2 separate regions of the Homo sapiens genome follow, and region 2 is linked to region 1. A link is a loop called in an ENCODE intact Hi-C map of the cell type or tissue named here. Cell type or tissue: CD4-positive, alpha-beta T cell. All regions are shown on one strand.

Region 1 (8,000 bases):
CTCTCTCGCATCATAGTCTAGATGAATGTTCTAGTTTGACAGGTGGTTCTGGGCCACGCAGTCATTCAGGGCCCCAGGCAGAGAGCATGTCTGCCATCTTTGGCCCATGACTTCCAGGGTAGCTGTGGTCATTGCCACTGTTGTCAGTAAGGAGGGAGCAGTGAGGAAGGATGATGCACTCCCATTGTTTTATGGGCCCCAATATGGAAATGGCCCACATTATGGGAAGAATTTAGCTAAGTTGGCCCAAGTACTGCAGAGAGGACTGGGAGAGGTTGTACCTGGTTGGTATCCAGATCCCAGGTAGAATTTATTTTTATGAATGAGGGTTAGAGTGGATGTTGGCTTACAACTAGCATTTTCCATCACAAAGGTGATACTTCCTTCCCCTCAGGCTGTTGCAACAAGTAGCTTACAGTAAATGTGCCCAGCACACACTGGTATTCAAGAAATGGGAACTCTTCCTCTTCCTATTTCTAACATGCTCTTGTCTGGTCTCGAGTCTGTAAATACCCTCCCTATGCTGGTCATTTCCAAAATTACATGACTCCTTCTAAATTCTCCCCTGAGCTCCAGCTCTAAATATCCAACTGACGACTTGTCGTACCCACTTGGATATGTAATAGACATCTCAAATTTAGTATGTGCATACGTTGAAATTTATCAAATCATGCATTTTAAATATGTGTAGTTTATTGTGTGTCGATTATACCTCAATGAAATGGTTTTGAAATAATGGTATGGACAAAAAGGAGCACTTGCTTTTCCCCCTGAAAGAGACCCTTCCCCAGTTGCCATCATTTCAGCAAATGGCACGACACAGTTGCCCATTTCAAAACTTGAGGTCTCCTCCTTGGGTCCTTTCCCCTCCCTACTCCCACATTCAACCTGTGGCAGTCCTGTCTGTGCCATATCGCAGGCCGCCTGCTTCTCCCCACTCATAGCCACGGCCCTGGCAGGGGCTGCCAGCATCTTGTGCTCAGTTCCTGCAACAGCCTGCCTGCTGGGACCCTGTCTCCACACTTGCAGCCTTCCAGTCCCATCTCTGTGTGTGTATGTGGTGAGATATAAACAATATCAAATGTACTGTCTTAGCCATTCTTAAGAGTACAGTTCAGTGGCATTAAGCACATTCACTTGGTTGTCCAACTGTCACCATCATCCATCTCCAGGACTTTTTCATCTCCCCAGACTGAAACTCTGTCCCCATTAAACACCAGCTCGCCATTCCCTTCACTCCAGCCCCTGGCAGCCACCACTCTACTTTCTTTCTCAATGAATTTGACTACTCTGGATACCTCGTGTGAGTGGGATCACACAGCATTTGTCCTTTGGTGTCTGGCATATTTCAGTGAGCATGACGTGCGTGCATGTTGTAGTATGTGTCAGAATGTCCTCTTTTTTTGAAGACTAATATTCCATTGTGTGGATAGACCACATTTTGTTTACTCATTCATCTGTCAATGGACATGGGTTGTTTCCACCTCTTGGCTATCGTGAATAACACTGCTATAAACATGGCAGGTAAGCAGCTGTTCGAGCCCCTGCTTTCAGTTCTTTTGAGTATCCTGAGAAGTGGAATTGCTGGATCTTATGGTAGTTCTAGGCTTAATTTTTTGAGAAACCACCATACAGTTTCCCAGCCACAGCTACCCCATGTTACATTCCTACTAACACTGCACAAGAGTCCCAGTTACTCCACACCTTCAACAACACTTGTTTTTGTTTTTTTGAGATGGAATCTCACTCTGTCGCCCAGGCTGGAGTGCAGTGGTGCGATCTCGGCTCACTGCAAGCTCCGCCTCCCGGGTTCACGCCATTCTCCTGCCTCAGCCTCCCAAGTAGCTGGGACTACAGGCGCCCGCCACCACACCTGGCTAATTTTTTGTATTTTTAGTAGAGACGGGGTTTCACCATGTTAGCCAGGATGGTCTTGATCTCCTGACCTCATGATCTGCTCACCTCGGCCTCCCAAAGTGCTGGGATTACAGGCGTGAGCCACCACGCCCGGCCTGTTTTTTTTTTTTTTTTTTATGATAGCCATCCTGATGGGTATGAAATGGGATCTCATTGTGGTTTTGCCGTGCATTTCCCTAATGACTGGTGATGCTGAGCATTTCTTCATATGTTCATTGGCTATCTGTATGTCTTCTTCAGAGAAATATCTATTCAAGCCCCTTGATCATTTTTCAATTGTTTTGTTGCTGAGTTTTAGGTTTATCCTTTAAAACATAAATCAGATCTAGTCATCTCCCACTTTACCCTCTTATCATTGGCTTTCCACTGCATTTAGAATGCAATCGGTCTCCTTCTCTGGTTACTAGCTACCTCCAAACCACCTCTCAGCACTTCCCTGCTGGCTCCCTGAGCAACCCCTAGGGCTCCTTTCTCTTCAGAGGCACCAAGCTCCTGCCCAGCTCTCCCTCCCAGCCCTGACCATCGCAGCACAAAGAGGTCTTCCCTGACTGCCTGAGCTATCCGCCTTAGGAAAAGGCCTGGCATTATTCTCGGTGCCTCATCTTATTTATCACGACCTTACAATCTTGGTTGCTCTTATCACTTTGCTCTTTCACACCATCTCCCTTTTCACACAGCTCCTCAATGCAGGTGTCTTGCCTGTTTCGCTTATGATACCTGATGTCTGCTCACAGCAGGCTGAAGTAAGTATGAGTTAAATGAATGAATTAATCTTCTATTACTCTCCTGTCACTATCACCACTACTTCTGCTCCTACCATTTCTACTATTTATTGAGAATCTCTATGTGCCAGGCACTGTGCTGGGCAACTTCACATACATTAATACCCTCAAAATCTCTGAAAATCAGGCACGTTGTCCAAACTGGGATCGTCATTTTCAGTCTCTGAAAATCAGGCAAAATCTCTGAAAATACGGAATGAGCATGCCCATTCCATAGATATGTCTCAGGTTATTAAGAAACATGTCTAAGGTGGCAGAGTATAATAGCAGAAAAATCCAAATCTTTCCACCTCCAGAGCTCATAGCTTTTTTTGATGCAGGAGCTCAAAATTGGCTTTCTGCTGTTTTCGTGCAAAAGGAAAACTGACCAGGGAGATAGCAGAGGTCACCTTTAAACTGTCCGTTGTGGAAACCTCTGGAAACAAATGCTTACACCTGTGAGGACAGCTTTCCACTGTGCCTCCCTGTGTCCCCCTCCCTTACTCAACTCATCTGACCCTCTTCCTCCCAGCTCAAGCCCCGCCTCCTCCTCCAAGAAGCCCACCCAGCCTGTGGGTTCCCTCTCAGCCCACAGTGCTTCCTCCCTCCTTGGAGTCCCCTGAACCCCCAAGCCAGAGCTGCCTGGCTTGTCTCAGCATGGTCCCCGTCTGCTGACCAGCCACAGGGCTTAGCCTCAGTCTTCTCACCAGACTACAGACCTGAAAAGAGAAGAAACCCCTCCACATAAAGCCAAGCAAAGACCAGAAAGCAGCAGGAAGGGAGACCAGATTTGCCTGGACGACCTCTCCAACAGACTTGCGCTCGGTTGAAACTTCCTCACTGGTCTGTGCACACCATGGAATGTTATTCTGCTTTAGGAAGGAAATCCGTCAAAAGCCCCGTGCTGATCAGTAGTGGGATTATGCCTGTGAACAGCCACTGTGCTCCAGCTGGGGCAACATAGCAAGACCCCATCTCATAAAAAAGGAAGGGAATCCTGTCACACATCTCAGCACGAGTGAACCTTGAGGATGTTATGCACAGATACAAGAAGACAGATACTATATCAGTCCACTCCAGGTTCCTGGAGTGGTCAAATCCACAGAAACAGAAAGTAGAATAGAGCTTGCCAGGGGCTGGAGAAGGGAAGATGGCGAGTTGGGGTTTAATGGGCAGAGTTTCTGTTTGGGACGAGGAGAAAGTCCTGATTCGGGTGGTGGTGATGGTTGCACAGCCATGTGAATGTACTTAATGCCAGTGCACTGCACACTTAAGAATGGTTAAAAGGGTGATGTTTATGGTATATATTTTACCATACAAATAATATACGCGCGTGTGTGTGTGTATATATATTTAAATGTCATGAGTGGAGTAGGGCTCAGCTGGCAGAGGTGCACCGCCTTGCTTGGTTTCCACTCCTCTTGAAGGAAGAGGTGCTGGCATCTGCACCATTCTTAGCGTCGGCACTGCTTTGCACCCCCCGGCTGGCCAGCGCGGGATGTGGGTGGGGAAATAGCCACTACAGTCCGGAGTCTCCCCACTCCCTCCCCAGGCCCACTTCCCCGACGAAGTTTCACTCCATTGTTCCTGGGCATCTCCAGGGGTGTCTAGTTTGAACAAGAAAAGGAATGTTCTGGATGGCTGGTCCTGGGCGCTCACCGGGAATGAACGTGAGCCACTCTTTCGCACACAGGCCACTCTGCGTCAGCCACTCTCGGGCTGCCCCGAAGTGATGTCCTGGTGGTCCGTGGAGCACACAGGAAAGTCCAGCAGACAAACATCATCAAGGTCGGGCATTCTGTCAGCTGCATAAACCCATTTTCTCTAAAATACTTAATGTTAACTTAGGAAAAAAGAAAAAAAAAAAAAACCAGAAAAGCTGCTTCAAGCCAGCCAACGTTCCAAGTCTCGCAGAAGCGTGTGAAAATCCCCACGCTCAGTCGCCCTCTCCCTGCACACGCCCCGAGTCCGCGTCTCCCTCCTGTGTGAATGCAGGGAAAGCGGGAGCGCGGCGAGGGGTCTGGTGCGGACCAGCCCCCGAGCCACAGAGTGCGGGGCCCGAGCTCCGGAAGCCCAGCCTGGGCCGCGACGGCCCCAATTCCAGCAACGCTAGAGGGCGCCCGTGCCAAGCGCCCGCTCCCGGCAAGCCGCGTGCTCCCGGGTGGCCGCAACCGCGGGCCGAGGGGGCGGAGTCATGGAAACACGTGCCACGGCCTGGATGAACCTGCAGGGCCGAACGCTCAGTGAAACCAGCCAATCACCAGAGCACAACTGCCGCGGCACTCCGCTGACCACCCACCTACCTGCCGTTCTGTTCCGCGTTGCCACAGAAAAATACCATAGACTGTAGCTTATAAATGACGGAAATTCAGTTCTCATTGTTCCGGATGCTGAGAAGTATGAGATCAAGGCACCGGCAGATGCGGTGCCTGGCGCAGGTCCTCTTCCTGGTTCTTGCCGTCTTTTCAGGGCACCCTCACATGGTGGGAGGGGCCGAGGATCCCTCCGGGTCTCTTTTATAAGTCCATCAATCCCATTCAGGAGGACTCTGCCCCACCACCTGTTTGTATTGTCTCCCAAAGGCCCCACCTCCTAAGACTATCACTTTGGGGGTCAGGATGTCAACATGTGACTTTGTGGAAAAGGGGGTGCGGCATGAACATTCAGTCCGTTGCACTGCAGTAGTCAGACTCGTGGAGACAGGAGGTAGAATGGTGGTGACGGGCTGCAGGAAGGGGGAATGGGGAGCTAGTGTTTCCTGGGGACAGAGTTTCAGTTTTGCAAGATGAAATGTTCTGAATATGGATGGTGGTGACGGCTGTGCACCATTGTGAGTATACTTAATGCCACACTGAACTGCACACTTAAAAATGTTTAAGGGCTGGGTGCGGTGGCTCACGCCTGTAATCCCAACACTCTGGGAGGCTGGGGCTGGGGGTGGATCACTTGAGGTCAGGAGTTTGGGACCAGCCTGGTCAACATGGTGAAACCCCGTCTCTACTAAAAATACAAAAATTAGCTGGGTGTGGTGGCACAAGCCTGTAATCCTGGCTACTGCGGAAGCTGAGGCACGAGAATCACTTGAACCCAAGAGGCGGAGGTTGCAATGAGGTGAGATTGCACCACAGCACTCCAGCCTGGGCAACATAATGAGACTCCATCTCAAAAAAAAAAAAAAAAAAGTTAAGATGGTAGATTTTATGTTATGTGTATTTTAACACAATAAAAAATCAAAGGTAGCTAATTCCCATTCTGCCCCAATTTCAGAGAAACACGTGGGCGAAGACAGGGAGGGGTGACTGTCGGTGCTGCCCGGGCCCTGCTGCCTTCCAGATCTCTGGCACCAGGGCTCTTTCTAGCTCCCTCCCCAGAAGAGGACATCAGCGACTTGCACAGGCCCCTTCCTGGGCCTGCCTGAACTGCTGGGGGCAATGGTTGTGGAGAGAACCCAGTGTGTGGGCAGAGAGCAGGCAGCGTGCCCCCTTCCCATTCTGCTCCAGCATATCACTCTTGTTGCAACACAGGATGAGTGTTCCCACATTTTGTTTAATATTCACACGCTATAGAGTGCTTCCTCCAGCTCCTCAGTCTTCAGGACAGCCTGGACTCCGGGACTGGTGGTGAGAAGCAGCAGAAATAACAAGCATCCCTGGCCCAGCTCGCTGGCCCCTGGTTGCTTTAGGGAGTCCTGTGCCTTCTCTGAGCAGGAAGTCCCTCATTGAAAATGAGAGGGTTGGACAAGACGATCCCTGAGAAGCCTTGGAGTGCCAGCTTTCTGAGAACTGGCCTGGCACAAATGCCCCATTTAGTACACACGAAGCCAAAACAGAGAGGAACAGGGCCCCAGCAGGAGGAGTCAGCGAGCCGGCCCAGAGCACGCTTCTTAGAAAAGGACACGCTCAGGGACAAGGGCACCATGACCTTCCCAAAGGCACAAAGGGCACAGGGCTCTGCATCTCCTGTTTGTTCCCGGTAGAACATCTCGCTGTCCCGGGAGAATATATGAGGAGTGCATAAATATACAGCCCCGCACTGCTTCCTGGGCTCTTGTGTGATTCCAGGGCCTGTTCTCCAGCAGCTGTGAGCACCCACCCAGACCCCACTGGCCTGGGGACGGCCATTGAGCCAGTCCCACCTGTGAGCCCTTCAGCGATTCTCTGGCCCCCAGCCCCACCTGTCTGTCCACTTTTCCTGGCAGGCTGGTTAGGGGATAAAGCAGATGCACGGGACACTTTACTTGCCCCTTTCCCGTCCACCCCAGTTCAACCCTCCAGGTTACCCTCCGGCAGCAGAGCCACCCCTGCCCAGGACGCGCACTGCCTTCCATTAGGCAACAGTTTCATGAGGCATTTGCCGTCCTCAAGAGGCTGACGTGACAGTGCCTGATTCACAGAGGCTTCCCTCTGACCCAGGTCTAGCTGGCTCCCCAGTGGGACACCCCAGGGCCTTTCCTGGCCCAGATCTGCCGCTCTGGGCTGTCCTGAGTGAGGAACACCTGAATAAGCCACAACATCAAGGAAAGGACCATGAGGATGGGAGCACCCGGGAGCAAGCCCCTCCCTGAGCCTTGGAAACCCCGTGACTCCTATTTTCCATGTCATTTTCTCCATCATGGAATGAACACTTAGAAACTGGAAGCTCGTGAGCAGAATGATTCTGTCCTAGAGCCTGAAGGCGTGCATCAGGGCTGGGTCCTTCCCTGCAGCATAGCTTCTAAACCAACGATTGATATCTTCATTTACCAGCACGATAAAAAAGGAATTCGTTTTCTTAGAAGCTGTGCCTGTCACTCTGCTCAGAAACAGTCCAAGCAGCCGTTCCAAGTGTGGCCTTCAGCCCATGCCAAACTTAGATCAACTGCAGGCTTGGAGCTTTCTGAGGCGAGAATGGAAGTATGTGTGCTGCAGTGGTGTGTGTGGGTGTGCACTCGTGTTTGTAGGTAGCATTTACACACACCCACCGTGGGCATGTACATGTGTCTCCCTGTGCCAGTATGCTGAGAGCTTCAGGACATGGCAGGCACTCCACATGCAGGGGATGGAAAAGCCATCACATTTATTGTCTGTCCTTGTGCGGTATTTAAAATACAACTGAGAATGTGTGCAGATTTTTAAATGTTACTGGACCACTTGGGTTTTTTTTGAGACCGGGCTGACTCTGAGCCAGACTGCATCTGTCTGCGTTGAAAGGGACCATTCTTTCCCTCCTGCTCCCGCCCTGCCCCCTCCACACACACCCTCCTTCATGTGAAACCCGAGCATTTCCTTTCCCGTAAGCCTTCTTCTAGAAGCCTGTGCTCAGCACAGGGGCCAAGCCCTGCGG
Region 2 (8,000 bases), 73 kb after region 1:
CTGCAGCTGCGCCAGGCCAGGCCATGCAGCTTCCACTGACTTCAAGGAGAACTGGGCAACATGGCAGAGGGTCGAGTCCACACAGACAAAGCTCCTGGCAACATCAGTCATCACAGCTCAGCCATCATGGAACTCCACAAACACCAGCGTGGCCCACATTCAATTCTGGAGGACAAAAAGCTCAACATCTACAGTCCTACTTCCTTCCGGTATACTCTACCTACCCCTCTCCACACACACACACACACACACACACACACACACACACACACACACACACAGACAAAACATCCTCAGCAACATGGATCTTGCTTAATCTTTAATAAAATACAAGCTTCTTCCCATGCAGCCATAGAAAAGAATGAAATCATGTCCTCTGCAGCAACATGGATGGAGCTGGGGGCCATTACCCTAAGAAGCAGAAAATCAAATATCTTATGTTCTCACTTATGAATGGGAGCTAAACAATGGGCACACGTGGACATAAAGATGGAAATAATAGACATGGGAGACTCCAAAAGCGGAGAGGATGAGAGGAGGGGGAGGGGCAAAAATACCTATTGGGTACCATGTTCAATATTTGGGTGTTGGGTACATTGGAAGCCCAGTTCCCACCATGACACAACAGACCCATGTAACAAACATGCATGTGTACCCCGGAATTTAAAATAATTTTTAAATGTTTAACCCTAATATAATTGTGAGGAAATAATTTAACAAATCCAGATGGTGGCACATTCTACTAGACAGCTGATCTGGACTCTTCAAAAATATCAATAACATGAAAGACCACAAAAAGCAGGGGCTCATTCTAATCGATTTAAACAAAACTTAAATAACATGACAACTGAAAAAAGCATATGCATGCCCCTAGACTCAGCCCATGAGCAGAAGGTTGCAGCCAGGTAAGTCTGATTTTGAGGTATATTCAGTGGAAAAGACACTACAAGGAAAGCGCTTTCTGATCATCCCCCGCCCCCAGGTGCGGCATGCACAGTGCGTGATGTGATGATTCTGCGGCTAGAAAGGGGTACATTCATGGACTGAAAGAGCACATTTTTCCTTTGAACTAAGGAAAAGATCCTTGGGTGATGTTGAAGGCTGTGCGGAGTGTTTGTGAGGAGTGAGGCAATTCCCAGGGATTTTTCTTCTACAAACACACAACGGGGGTGAGAAAATCAGACACAAAGTCAGGCTTCATGAGGCTAAGGAAGAACTTTTCCTCCTTTAGCGAATTTTCTGGAAGCCCTGCCGAGGCTACCCCCACCCCATGAACGCATCCAATGCTTTTGGGAACCTGTGCTAATCTGTCGGGTTTCTGCATATCTCTTTGCCCAACCAAAGGGACCCCAGACCCTGCCACCTTTGTCCGGAAGAGCTGGCCTCGGAGGGACAGAGACTCTGAGCCTGCGTCCCAGGAAGAAAGTCACAGGTAGGAGCTTCGGGCCCCCTCGCTCTCCCCAGCAGCACCACCCACTGGCAAAGGACCCAGGTCTCTTTCTCCAAGGGACAGGGGGGTCGGGAAAAAGAAAAGACAAGACTCTCCTGTGGGAAAGAAACACATGTGAGGGTGCTGGAGGGTTTCCTTCCTTCTTCTGGAGTTTTAACAAAAATAGACTCTGGGATGAGGTTGTAGGACAAGGAAGTGCTCCCTTGCTTGACTGGTGTTCTTTCTGCCCTCACTGGAATCTGCTTGGCAGCCGAGGGCGGTGACGTTCCTGTAGCTTCCGTGGGGAATTCAGGTGCGTGTGTGTGCGCGTGTGTGTGCGTGTGTGTGATAAGCTGTTTTCATTTTACCATCCTAAAAAAAGAAAAAGTCAGACGAAGGCACAGAAAACGGCTGAGGAATTCCTGGCAAGGGCAGACTCACCCACTTACTAGCTTTCCGCTTAGCTTGCCACCGGGACACTTCGATAGTCCAGGAGACAAATCTGCTTCCTCTCTGGGGCTCTCCCGGTTGAGAGGTCGGCGGAGTTAGCCGTCATCTTTCCCTGTAGGTTCTGAGTCTATCAAGGTGCAGCCCAAATGCAGAGGAAGCTCCCGCACCCAGGGTTTCCCCTGGCGAGTGACCGAGCCCCTCTGACCAAACGCGCGCTCAGGCGCCTTATGGATCACACGGTTCCAATGGCCCGGGAGACAAGCAAACGTGCCAAGCGTGGGCTTCGATAGAATACTCGCCTCACCACCGTGGCACGGAGAGAAAGCCCTGATTTCTCTTTCATTCCTAAAGGGCTAGAATTCTGTCGTCTAAAACCTGCCTCATGGAAGCCCGTGGAAAAAACTGCCTGCGGAAGAGACGAGGTTGTGAGCGCTTATAGCACAGATGGAGCAGAGTGACCACAGCTGAGGGAAAACAATGAACTTTATGTTCTTCCAGAACAAATTACACACTCCCCCCAGCCCATAAAGGCTTTTTATGTAACTGCAGTCAGGCAATACCTGGGCAGGGAGCGACTGCGGGGGATCCCACATCCCTGCGCGGCTCTTGCCTCGGGCAGCCCCACCACGCCCCTCCCAGCACCCAGGGTGTCTCGGCCCTGCCCAGCCGGGACCCACCTCGCAGGCCCTTTTTCCCACCGGGATTCAGGCGTTTCATGCTGACTTGGGCCCTCGGGGGCCACGGGCCAAGGGAGGAGGGAGGGGCAGGCACCTCGCCATGGAAGCTGGTCTCTGGAGGAGCCCCCAGCCTGGCAGGGCGCTGGGTGAGACAGGTGGCTGGCCACCAGCCGTGGTGGCGAGGAACAGCGTGGGCTGCAGCGCCCTCACCATAACCGATGGCGACAACTGAGGCAGGCCCAGGACTTAGAAATTAGCATTCAAAATGTACAGCCTAAACACCCTGCACCAAAAGCCCAGCCTGCTCTCTAGGCGTTCCATCAGCCGTCCATGCTGAAATGTCCTTCAACCTCACCGCCCCCTGCAAGCCCTCCCGCTCTCCAGCCGTGCGCAGGCAGGCCACGGTCCCCCCCACCTGTGTCTCGTGTGACAACAAAGCAGAGGAGGAAAGGGAGGGGCTGAGCTTGTCACGGGGGGGTGGGGGCCTGCGACACAATAGCGCGCAGTCCTAGCTGCTTTATTGAGGATACTGTGTTGAATAAACCAATGACTAAGAGAGACGAAGGTGAGCTTTCTGTAATTCCCGGGAATCGTCGGAGGCAGTTACAAACATTTTGTTTTATCAGTTAATTTCACCCATCATGCCCCCTCGTGGGAACCACAATTGAGGTCTCTCCACAGGCTGTATTTTTAGGTGACGCACCCACATCTAAGGCAGCCAGGATGGTCGGAAAGTGTCTGCCAGCAGACTGGGGATCCCCAGGGGCCCCATCAGCCCAGGGCTGCTCCTCAGGATGGCCGCGGGGCCGTGCCGGCCGGGGCACACCAGGCCAGGGTGGGCGGCTGTTCCTGGACCCCAGCGGGCGTCTGCCTCCCCTACAGCGGGTCCGGGCACCCCGGGTCTACTTCCAGTTCAGAAGCGCAGCACTGAGTAGGGTGAGGTGGTCATGGCCCCTTCTTCTCTCAGTGAGCATCTGGACCCTGGGGGCCACGTGCCTCACACAGACTCTCCAGCAGCTGCCTAGGTGTGGATCGCTTTAGGAAACTCAGCTCCTAGCTCCCTAACTTCTGCACACACTCTTCCCTGAAATCACTGGGCCTGAGATTGCTCCTCGGGGCTCTCCTTCCCACCTCCCTCCGCGGGTGCCAGCCTGCACTTTGCAAACCACGGGGGGCTTGCACCTCCCCTGGCCCTCCTCCGCCTTCCCACCCTCTTCTCTCCCCGCCTCCACTACCCAAGTTTACCGTGGAGCACCAAAAGAACAGCTTGGTTTAGGGGGTCTTCTTTGAGGAGGGGTAACAACGGGGTCAATATTAATTTTGGAGATAATGTGAGCCACGCTGGCCAAGCACAGCCCTCAGCCCTTTCAGCAGAGCCGTGTGCTGCACACACATCTTCAGCTTTTCTGGGCCTCCGTTGCCTCTGGGTACATTTGGATTTGAAGCTGGAGAGAACCGAGCAGAAAGCAAGGAAAACGAAGTTCATCGAGGGCTTTTTGGCCCGCGGTAGGGGAACAGGCCCACCGAAGCACACCCCGGTTTCCCACAGTGACGTTCAGCTGCTCTCTCTCCCTCATGAGCTGGAGTCACGCTACGGACCCAGCCGTAAAGCCCTTGCGGTGTATTTCCACTCCAAATGTGGTAGGAAGGTCCTTGGCTTGCAAATGCTTTGTCCTAAGGCTCAAGGACTTCACCTGGCAAACACATCTCACCACCTTGCTGGTGCGAAACCGCCTGGGCTTTCACTCCAGCCGAGGCGAGGCATCTAAGTGCGCTTCTCCGGGTTGCCACTAGATGGCATCAGAGCTCCATCACGGTCCCTGCCCACCGGCGCCTCAACTCAGACTGGATTCCTGCTGGGGAAACCGAAAACAAAAGGAGGGGAGGGGGCGCGGGTGGGAAATAATTTGCCAATACTTTCTTATGAAGTTGAGAAATAACTAAAGCCACCGGTTCCAGTCTTGAAAACCAAGGCCCATTGGCAGTGGGTTATCAGAACTTACTAACTTTAGAGTCACTGAAGTTGGTATACAATGCCCCACTGTTAAATTGGTAAATAATCCAAACAAACAAACACAAAAAACAAGGTCCAATTCTAGCTTATTTGGAATCATAAGAGAACACCATGCATTAAACCCATAGCAACTAAGTTTGCAACAAATAAGTACAAAAGATGGAAGCTCTCTTTAATTTGTAGCCCCAAATAAAATGCCACTGATCGCATCCAGCATGTCTGAAACAGGCTAGTAAATAACGGATTTTTAAAAGCAATTTCTTTTCTGTAGACGCTGATGGACAAGAAAGCTCATCTTGGCTGGAGTTGAACATGGGGAACTTCTTGGTTCCTCTCACTCTTTCCTATTCTCAGAGCCTCTCTTCTGTTTAAGACATCACCTAAGATCCCAGGCTCCTCCTCCCCCTGTTACAATGTGCAGAGTGAAGTTCCAATAGTCAACTTGCCAAGAGACAAGGCTTCATGAAAATTCTCCCCCTGGGAAAGCCAGAGTCATTTGCCCTGGAGGCTCACAGGGACACACACACACACACAACCAGCCCAGAAAAAACAAAAGAACAGCCCTCAACCCTCCTTACCAGCCCCCTCCCCCCAGCTCCAGTTCTGGCCCCTTCCCTGCCTCTGCACCTCCCCACGATAAGCCCCAGAGATAAGATTATGCCAGGTGACAAGGGAAATCCACACTCCCGAAGACTGTGCCCCTAACTATCCCCCCCATCCTCATGTTAATTCTCAGTGCCTTCATTTTGTGAATCAGCAAATGTTATATAAATGATTTACCATTTAAAGGTGCGATAACATCAGACCAGAGGGAGATAAGGGGCTTTGTGTGACACTTGAAGCCATGGTGTTGGGAGTCACGGAGGCTTTCCTTCTCTGGCTTCCCAGGGCTTTAGGCCCCTTGTTTATCTCTTCCTCTCACCAAATTACTTCGGGCCATTTACACGTCTCCTTCCCCCACCAGCTCAGCTTCCTTCTCTTCCCACGCCTTCTGTGAGGCTCTCTGCCTGTCCCACCGCTGGTCCCATGCTTATTGGTGGGGATTTCTCAGAGGCTTCTCTGGATGTGTTCTGAGCTCTCAAATGGCAAACAGTGTTTTTCCAAATTCTGTTTTCCCACTGTGTAATTTTAAAACCTACACAATCATACAAGCATCACCCCCTGACCTCGGCCATCATTTTTATTTTGCATTTTCTTTAACATTCTCCATCCAAATGAATCCATCTGCAGCTCGCCATTCCAGGCTTTGCAAAGTCCTCATTCTTCTTTTTTGGTGTGATCCCATTAAGTTGATGTTTTTAGTAGTGGACATCTAGTTGGCTTAAAATATTTCACTGTTGAAAGCCTCACTTGTGTTTAACATCGAACTCACACTGGAGTAAACTAGTATGATATGCATGTTAGTCATTTATGCATATTTACAAATCTAAATATCTGTTGCGACATATAAAGGATGACTTTTCCTAGACTTCATAGCTCCCTTTGTTTCAAACTATGATGCAATTTTTTCTGAAGCTCATTGAGACGGCTTATACACAAACTATGATGGGGGAGAGGCACAGGCAGGTGCTCTGAGGGGAAGACTTCCTTGGCCCTGCAGGCATCTGAGCCTCTCCCAGCCATGCTGCCCGCCTCTGTCTGCGGCTTCTTTCCTTAGCAGAGTGAGACGCGAACACACGGCTCCCGGCAGCATGGGGACCCTTCGACTCTCGCGACAGAACCATAACTTCAGAGCCCCACCACACTCTCTCACTTGCGGTTTATCCTCGTGTTTTAATTTCCTGTATTTACAGTTTTTCTCAAAGGCATTCCGAAGGTTCTCCATTGAATCATCTCACTAAAACCCCTCTTAAAAGACAGCTCAAACGTCTAAGTTATAAGAGATAGATATGATTCATTCCTTTGAGAAAAAATAAACTGAGGCACAGCTAAGCCCGTCGTGCCCCTGGGCCTGATGGGCCGGCGGGGCCTTGCACTGCCTGGTCTAACCTGTGGCTGCTGGTGACCAGGCTGTGTCCCCCGGACCTCCTCGGCCTTCAATGGAGGAAGGTCAGATTTCTCAGTCAGATTTTGCTTGGAGAGCCCAGCTATTTCGTTCCATTGAAATAATTGGAGAAGTTCTTTTTTCCACAGGCATCCTGCCTGCACTTCATCGTGTGTATTATTTTGGATTTGCTTCAGAAAGAAAAATGGCCTTTCACGGCGTTTACGGAATGTGGGCAGAAATTGGACCGGGCAGACATAGAGCTCCGCACAGAGATGGAAAATATTCAGGGTGAACACGCACACTCGACACCCACGCTCCCGCAGAGAAGCGAGCCCCAGCGCTGGCCCCACACCTGAGTGCCTCCTCCGCCGGAGACCCGCCAGCGGCCAGGCAGCCTCTGCTCCCCAGGCCGGCCTCCGCACCTGCTTTATCCGCCCTTGGGTGGCTGCGATAGGAAGGTCCAGAAGTTTCCTGCCCGTGTGCACTAAAGTGCTCCGTGTGCCTGCGCCCCGGGACCCACCTGCGGAGGCCTGGAGAGGCCCAGCCAGCCCAGTCTCCTCTGCACCTGAGGAAAGGAAGCGGCTGCCCCTAGAACGGAGGAGCTGGCTGAGAAGCTCAAATCCTGGGACCGCCCCCTGCCCCCCTCCAAGTTCTGGATGCCAGTGGGTGCGGGTTTCCCCTGCTGTCTTCACCAGAGGGGCCTTCTCTACGCCACCTCCTCCCTCTGTCCCTTCTCCTCCCCAGGGCCCAGGGTCTCTAATGAAGGAAACGATTACGTCAAAGCAATCAGCACCGAAGTTTCAGAGAGGTCCTGTATCTTTTAAAACAGAAAGGACAGAAGGCGTCTCAAGCTGCAGCCAGAAGGTCCGCAATCCAGCCAGCAGACGCCAAGGGACGCTCTGTGCATGGCCATCCCGGGGGTTTCAGAGGCATCACCAAACAGGGGAAGGGGAGCTTCCCTGCGACGTCTCTCCCTGTCACACAGTTTGCTCCCTATGGTCATCAATGAGCCCTTCCAAATATGAGGGAATTTGCACCACAGTCCTCGTGCTTCCTCAGAGAAGGTCGTCGCAGTAAAAGGCCCATCACACTCTTTCTTCACAGTTCTGGACTCTGATCTCTTTTCTGATGCCACCCCCATTCTGTCTTCTATCCCTCCACATCCACCTAATGTCAAACTTTAAAAATAATGCATATTAAATGGCCAGCAATTGGTCACCTGGGGGAAGATGAATTGAGGCCATCCAGGGACACACCAGAGTGAACCCTCAAAATTCCAGAAACTCTTCCTAAGAGAAAGAAATTATGCATCCATCATTTTCTTTTTGCCCCAAATGTAGACACAACATTTGTTTGCCTGGTGGATAAAACTGAAAGTTATGCTAATATTGGAAACCCAGATCTGGGCATATCAGAGAAATTTGTTTTTAAAGGGACATTGCT

Evidence for each region. A loop is a pair of places that touch in the nucleus more often than their neighbours do. Peaks named below come from ENCODE experiments on the same cell type or tissue, not always from the same donor. Only the 100,000 strongest peaks of a DNase experiment are listed, where the experiment ranks them.
Region 2: it touches region 1 in a loop (6-fold over the local background); 7 of 110 quality-filtered maps call a loop at or near these places.

Annotation. Positions count from the first base shown.
Region 1 is chr6:1,519,344-1,527,343 of GRCh38, forward strand. All of the region lies in intron 2 of LOC102723944 (a long non-coding RNA gene), which reads right to left. Among named protein-coding and RNA genes, the nearest start is that of FOXCUT, 82 kb to the right of the region's middle. RefSeq lists an enhancer at 4,756-4,925 and a silencer at 4,830-4,889. In CD4-positive, alpha-beta T cell, CTCF peaks have their summits at 4,797 (motif pointing right) and 5,002; DNase peaks (open chromatin) are centred at 4,848 and 7,958; H3K4me3 peaks cover 745 bases; H3K27ac peaks cover 1,372 bases.
Region 2 is chr6:1,592,086-1,600,085 of GRCh38, forward strand. No RefSeq gene overlaps it. Among named protein-coding and RNA genes, the nearest start is that of FOXCUT, 9.4 kb to the right of the region's middle. RefSeq lists enhancers at 2,101-2,618, 3,823-4,376, 4,253-4,302 and a silencer at 5,413-5,647. In CD4-positive, alpha-beta T cell, CTCF peaks have their summits at 4,346 (motif pointing right) and 4,547; a DNase peak (open chromatin) is centred at 4,346; H3K27me3 peaks cover 2,644 bases.